Linked DNA regions of Homo sapiens: region 2 is linked to region 1. Evidence: read pairs that join two places in POLR2A ChIA-PET (ENCODE). Cell type or tissue: endothelial cell of umbilical vein. All regions are shown on one strand. Links, peaks and the distances in the headings refer to the core of each region. The heading gives the core; the rest is flanking DNA.

Evidence for each region. Peaks named below come from ENCODE experiments on the same cell type or tissue, not always from the same donor. Only the 100,000 strongest peaks of a DNase experiment are listed, where the experiment ranks them.
Region 2: POLR2A ChIA-PET joins it to region 1 with 5 read pairs; 3 of 35 experiments call an interaction of 5 or more read pairs at or near these places.

The regions. Positions count from the first base shown.
Region 1 is chr7:116,286,969-116,289,889 of GRCh38, reverse strand. LOC105375463 (a long non-coding RNA gene) reads right to left here. Exons shown (of 7, transcript XR_001745336.2): 2 at 1,776-1,843; 3 at 1-38. Among named protein-coding and RNA genes, the nearest start is that of TES, 78 kb to the right of the region's middle. In endothelial cell of umbilical vein, for the core only: no CTCF peak of the experiment used is centred there; a DNase peak (open chromatin) is centred at 1,599; H3K27ac peaks cover 1,164 bases.
Region 2 is chr7:116,545,347-116,548,267 of GRCh38, reverse strand. All of the region lies in intron 2 of CAV1 (caveolin 1), which reads right to left. Among named protein-coding and RNA genes, the nearest start is that of CAV1, 22 kb to the right of the region's middle. In endothelial cell of umbilical vein, for the core only: no CTCF peak of the experiment used is centred there; no DNase peak of the experiment used is centred there.

The DNA of each region.
Region 1 (2,921 bases), core at 153-2,652:
ATTTTCTGATCTTACACAAAGGTCTTAAGTACGTTTGCCTGCTCAGAGAAAAAAAAGTGTATCAAATGTAGGTCTTCCATAGTATGATTCATTTTAATTTTGAGGACTTTATTGGCTCATTACAAAAAATGTTTTCACTAATAATAACAACTTTCTTTTAAATCAAAACACATTATGAAAACACACAATTTTTTTTAGAAAAAGTGTTCAGTAAATATTATTTAACAATGCTTCTCTAACTTCAGCCAAACCAGAGAAGAGTAATTTATGGATTTTGAAAAGTTCATATGTGTAGTTTGCAGAAGTGATATTTGGTACATTCTTTGTGTAGTTGCCAAAATTTCTCCACCAAAAATTAGAACTCATTTGATAAAAATTGTTGACAAAAATAACCACAATAACAATACACAATGTATGATGTGAGAAGCTTATTAATATGATAAATAATATATCTTAAGCGTAATGAAAGAGTTTTTTAACTCCAAAAATTCAGTTTGTATTTAGTACAGCTAGAAGTTCTGTTACAAAAATGCATAAATTCAAGGTTCACTTCTTAATACCTAATTGGTTTTGCCCACTATTCTATAAATAATCCATAAAATTACATGTTCTTTACATCTTCTGTGATAATTAAAACAATATTTAACCAGATTTTAACAAATCTAGCTAATTGTTTCTTCTGTACTCAATTATTTCTACTTACTTCAAAAAAAGTAAACATCAGAACCAAGATCAGGTTTCACGTGTGAGAATTTGGAGTTTTTTTTTTTTAACATAACATCTAAATTTGAAGTACTCTAATTTTAAAAATTAGGATATGATGAATATTTATCAGAAGATCCTCTTTTTCAGATAGTTGAAAACTTTTGTGTATACATTCAGCATCAGAAATAACATATTGATTATTTTGGCTGGGCACGGTGGCTCACGCCTGTAATCCCAGCACTTTGGGAGGCCGAGGCAGGTGGATCATGAGGCCAGGAGGTCAAGAAATAACATATTGATTATTTTAATGGATTGATAGCCATCTTTAATGCCAATACAACATTATGCCTGTAAATTTAGCATTATTGCTTTTCATAAGAAAAAGAAATACAGTGGCATGTTATGCTTTTAAAATTTCCTGATTTGGCCAGGCGCGGTGGCTCACGCCTGTAATCCCAGCCCTTTGGGAGGCTGAGGTGGGTGGATCACAAGGTCAGCAGATTGAGACCAGCCTGGCTAACATGGTGAAACCCCGTCTCTACTAAAAATATAAAAAAAAAAAAAATTAGCTGGGCGTGGTGGCAGGCACCTGTGGTCCCAGCTACCTCAGAGGCTGAGGCAGGAGAATGGCATGAACCCAGGAGGCGGTGCTTGCAGTGAGCCGAGATGGCACCACTGCCCTCCAGCCTGGGCGACAGAGCAAGACTCCGTCTCAAAAAAAAAAAAAAAAAAAAATTCTTGATTTAAGGTAGCAAGGCTTTAAAAATAAATCTACAACTATTTCTTACAAACACTTCAAACTCTGAGAAAGATGAAAGCTAAACAAAGGACAATACTGGTATGAGTCATATATTTATTGAAAAGGAAACATAAAGAACTACCGTGCAGGCACACACTGCTGGACTGTAAATGAGGCTCATTTGAGGCTGGGGATACGTGAATGTGCTTGTTGTGCTGGGCCCAGGGAGCCTCTGGGCACAGCTCTTCATGGAAGTGGCCTGTAGGGTGAGTAGGGGTGAACCCCTTCCTGCAAGCCATGGACGGCAGAATACAGTGGAAATAAAACTTACTCGGTCTGGATGGCAGAATTAGAGATAGCATAGTGGCATGGGTTGACAGCCTCTCCTTCTCCCAATACCTATCCGAAACAAAACCCCAAAGTTAAAAATTCACCAATAGCTTAACAAGAAAAGATAAAACTTCTTTCCATAAAATGTGGAAAGTGATGACTTGATAGAGAGGAAAAAGAATCTTCTGGTTAAATATCATCCATGTACCCCAAACTGGCCAATGGTTTCTCATTTTCCTCAAAGTCCAAGTCCTTAAAATGCCTTCCAGGGCTCTCTATGACCTGGGTCCCAATACTGTGACTTCATCCCCTATTATTCTCCTGATTCACTCCTCACCGGTTGTGTTGGCCTCCTCACTGTGCCTCTAACATGCCGATCACTTTTCCAGTGCAGGCCCTTTCCATCTGTATTTCCTCTGCCAGAGCAGTTCTTCCCTGACAATGTACAGGGCTCATTCCTCCATTTTCTTCAGGTCTATGCTCAAAAGTCACCTTACCAGAGGTCCTTTCAGAACACCCTGTCCCAAACAGCAGACCCTATAGTCTCTGATATGCTTACTGTGATGGTTAATATTGAGTGTCAGCTTAATTAGACTGAAGGAAGCAAAGTATTGTTCCTGGGTGTGTCTGTGAGGGTGTTACCAGAGACTAACATTTGAGTCAGTGGATTGGGAGAGGCAGACCCACCTTTAATCTGAGTGGGCACCATCTAATCAGCTGCCAGCATGGTTAGAATAAAGCAGGCAGAAGAACTTGGAAGGAGCAGACTTGCTGAGTCTTCTAGCCTTCATCCTCCTCCTGTGCTGGATGCTTCCTGCCCTCAAACATCAGACTCCAAGTTTTCCAGCTCTTGGCCTCTTGAACCGACACCAGTGGTTTGCCACAGTCTCTCGGGCCTTCAGCCACAGACTGAAGGCTGAACTGTCCACTTCCTTACTTTTGAGGTTTTGGGACTCGGACTGGCTTCCTTGTTCCTCAGCCTGCAGACGGCCTATTGTGGGGCCTTGTGATTGTGTGAGTCAATAATCTTTAATAAACTCCCCCTCATATATACATCTATCCTATTAGTTCTGTCCCTCTAGAGAACCCTGGCTAAACACTTATTTCATTTTTGTCTATAACACTTATACAACCTGGCTTATATAAA
Region 2 (2,921 bases), core at 239-2,738, 260 kb before region 1:
TGTCAGTGGTTCCCATACATTAGTATACTTAAGAAATTTCTGGGGATGCTTGTTAAAATGCAGATTCTTGGGACTTGAGATTATGAATCAGTGCTCCAAGGGCAGGGTCCAGGCATTTGCACCTCATCCCCTCATTTTGATGCAGCTGGTCTGGGGAGGACACTTTGAGAAACAAGGATACCTTAGGCTTCATTCTCTGCTAGGAGAGCAGATCTGAAAAATGTGACAATCAGATGTGAGTGAGTGTGATAATCGATTACTGTGTTGCCTTTGAAGAGCATGTATGAAAGGCAATATGATGTCCTGGTTAATAGCATGGAGGCTGGGTTCGAATCTCTGCTCATCAGGGTTATCTCATCTAAACTACTAAACCTCTTTGTGCCTAAGTTTCTTATCTGTAAGATGCGGTATGATAGTACCTATATCTTAGGGTTGTTGCTCTGGGCATCAGTTAATTTATGCAAAACGTTTAGGGCACTGCCTGCCACATCAGGAGCTCTGGCCCAGGTGTCTCAACCGGAAGTGGAGAGGTGTTAGTGATGTCAGTAACAGTATTGGGAAGATGGAAGAGATATTTTGGAAAAGGAGAACCTTTTGGCATTCCTGAAATCGTTCCATGTCAGTGACTGCTTATTTTGTATTTTGCCATTAAGCAAGCAAGAAGGATGAGCTCATCTCTAGCAAGTCAATGAGGCTTCTGGAGTTTATTACCATGAGGCACACAGTGACCAAATGTACCCCAGGGAGATGATGCCCCAGCTGATGAGTGCACAGATGTGTCAGAGAAAGTTGCACCAACATTCCATATAAGCCACTCTCTTTGCTTTGGATTAATTCCTTTTCATCTTATTCCTCCTTTCCTTTTGTTTGAAGGTAACCATCGGGTTTCTCCATCTTTTGCTCTTCTTAGGAGGGAGTATGAGTTTTCCTGGGGTTTTTATTACACTTTGAAAAATTAAGCTAAATCTTTCTACACTGATAAAAACATACCCGTTTCTAGTTTCCATCCTGTTATGCATTGAATTGTGCCCCCTTCAACAAGCTCTGTTGAAGTTCTAATCCCCAGACACTCAGAATGTGACTTTATTTGGATATAGGGTCATTGCAGATGTAGTTAGTGAAGATGAGGTCATACTGGAGTAGGGTGGAACCCTCATCAAATATGACTGGTGTCCTTATATGAAGATGGTCATATGAAAACACTCAGGCAGAAGGCCATTAATGATGGAGGCAGAGTGGAGTTATGTAGCTGCAATCCACAGAATGCCAAACATTGCCAGCAAACCACCAGAAACTAGGAGAGACAAGGAAGGCCTTCCCTATAGGCTTCAGAAAAAGCATAGCCTTGCTGACACCTTGATTTTGGACCTCTAGCTTCCAGAATCATGAAATTTGTCCCCAAGAAATTTCTGTAGCTTTAGGCCATCCAGCTTGTGATACTTTTTTAGGGAAGCCCTAGAAAATGCACACACATTCCCTCACCAAAATGAACCTCAGGGATAGGATTTGGGATTTCTGGAACATTTTCATACCTCTTTATGCAGCCTGCAGACTTTTTTTTTTTTTTTTTGTGACAGAGTCTCATTCTTGTTGCCCAGTCTGAAGTGCAATGGTGCGATCTTTGCTCACTGCAACCTCTGCCTCCCAGGTTCAAGCGATTCTCCTGCCTCAGCCTCCCAAGTAGCTGGGATTACAGGCATCCGCCACCACACCTGACTAATTTTTTTTTTTTTTATTTTTAGTAGAGGCAGGATTTCACCATGTTGGCGAGGCTGGTCTCGAACTCCTGACCTCAGGTGATCCACCCGCCTCAGGCTCCCAAATTGCTGGGATTACAGGCATGAGCCACCACGCCTGGCCTGCATATTCTTTTTTATGGGGTTCCCACATCGGAATCTAAAACCGCACTGCAGACCAGCTGGCTGTGAGCCGTCTGAGGGAACCCGGAGCCATCTCTCGCGTCCACATGGCCTCACGTGTTCATTATCACAAAAAACATCTAGTGGCAGCTGGCTCAGTACAAAGCAGGCTGTACATATCTTGATTCTTTTTTGTCCTCTGGTGTCAATTTGGTAGCACATGTTGATGTTGAGTGTTACCAAACAAGTGACACTGAACAGTGAACAGTATAAAAATAGGCCACAGAAGGGCCAGCGATAGCATGGATACTGGGTGATTAGTTAGCGAACTTGAACAGAGAGGAGGGATAACTCGGGGCACTCATGTTTGCCATCTTTGAGGAGAAATAACTACAACCCCTCCAAGTGTTGAAAGTTCCGTCCCAGATAGAAAAATCCTACCTTGTTTAATGTATGAAAATCTTATTTTATCCAAACATGCAATTACAGGGATTCATCCAGAGGCCTGGATTCTTCGCTAAATTCTGTGTTTACACTTGGGAGTTTGTTATTCTTCAACCTTCTGGGCATGTCATGGGACAAATCTGAATGATTGCCACACTAAAGAAAATAAAAGCTCTTTCTTTTCTATCAAAGACACAAGAAACGGAAATGTCTTCATCATTTTCAGTCTACCCATTGGTCTGCATGCACATTTGTTTGAACTACAGCTTTTTAAACATCATTAGCGTCTTTTCAGTTTCTACAATACACTTCCTCACGGTAGAGGTTGTTTCCTACTATTCAGCTAAGTTAAACTAGGGTTACTAATAGCTTTCGTCTTACCTCATTGCTGGAATATTTTTTCCTCCAGTGCTTCTAGTCTGTTTACTAAACACACAGAAAATGAATGAAATAAATCTCTGCAGGTTTGAACATTGCTTGGCAAGTGAGGAAAAAGATACACACTAGGGTTCTTGCAAAATCTAGGCAAGGATAATTACAGCCCATTATACAGAATTGTTTGATACACTGTATAATGTGGCTGTCAAGACGCAGTCCCCAACCTCTACAACAGGGTTT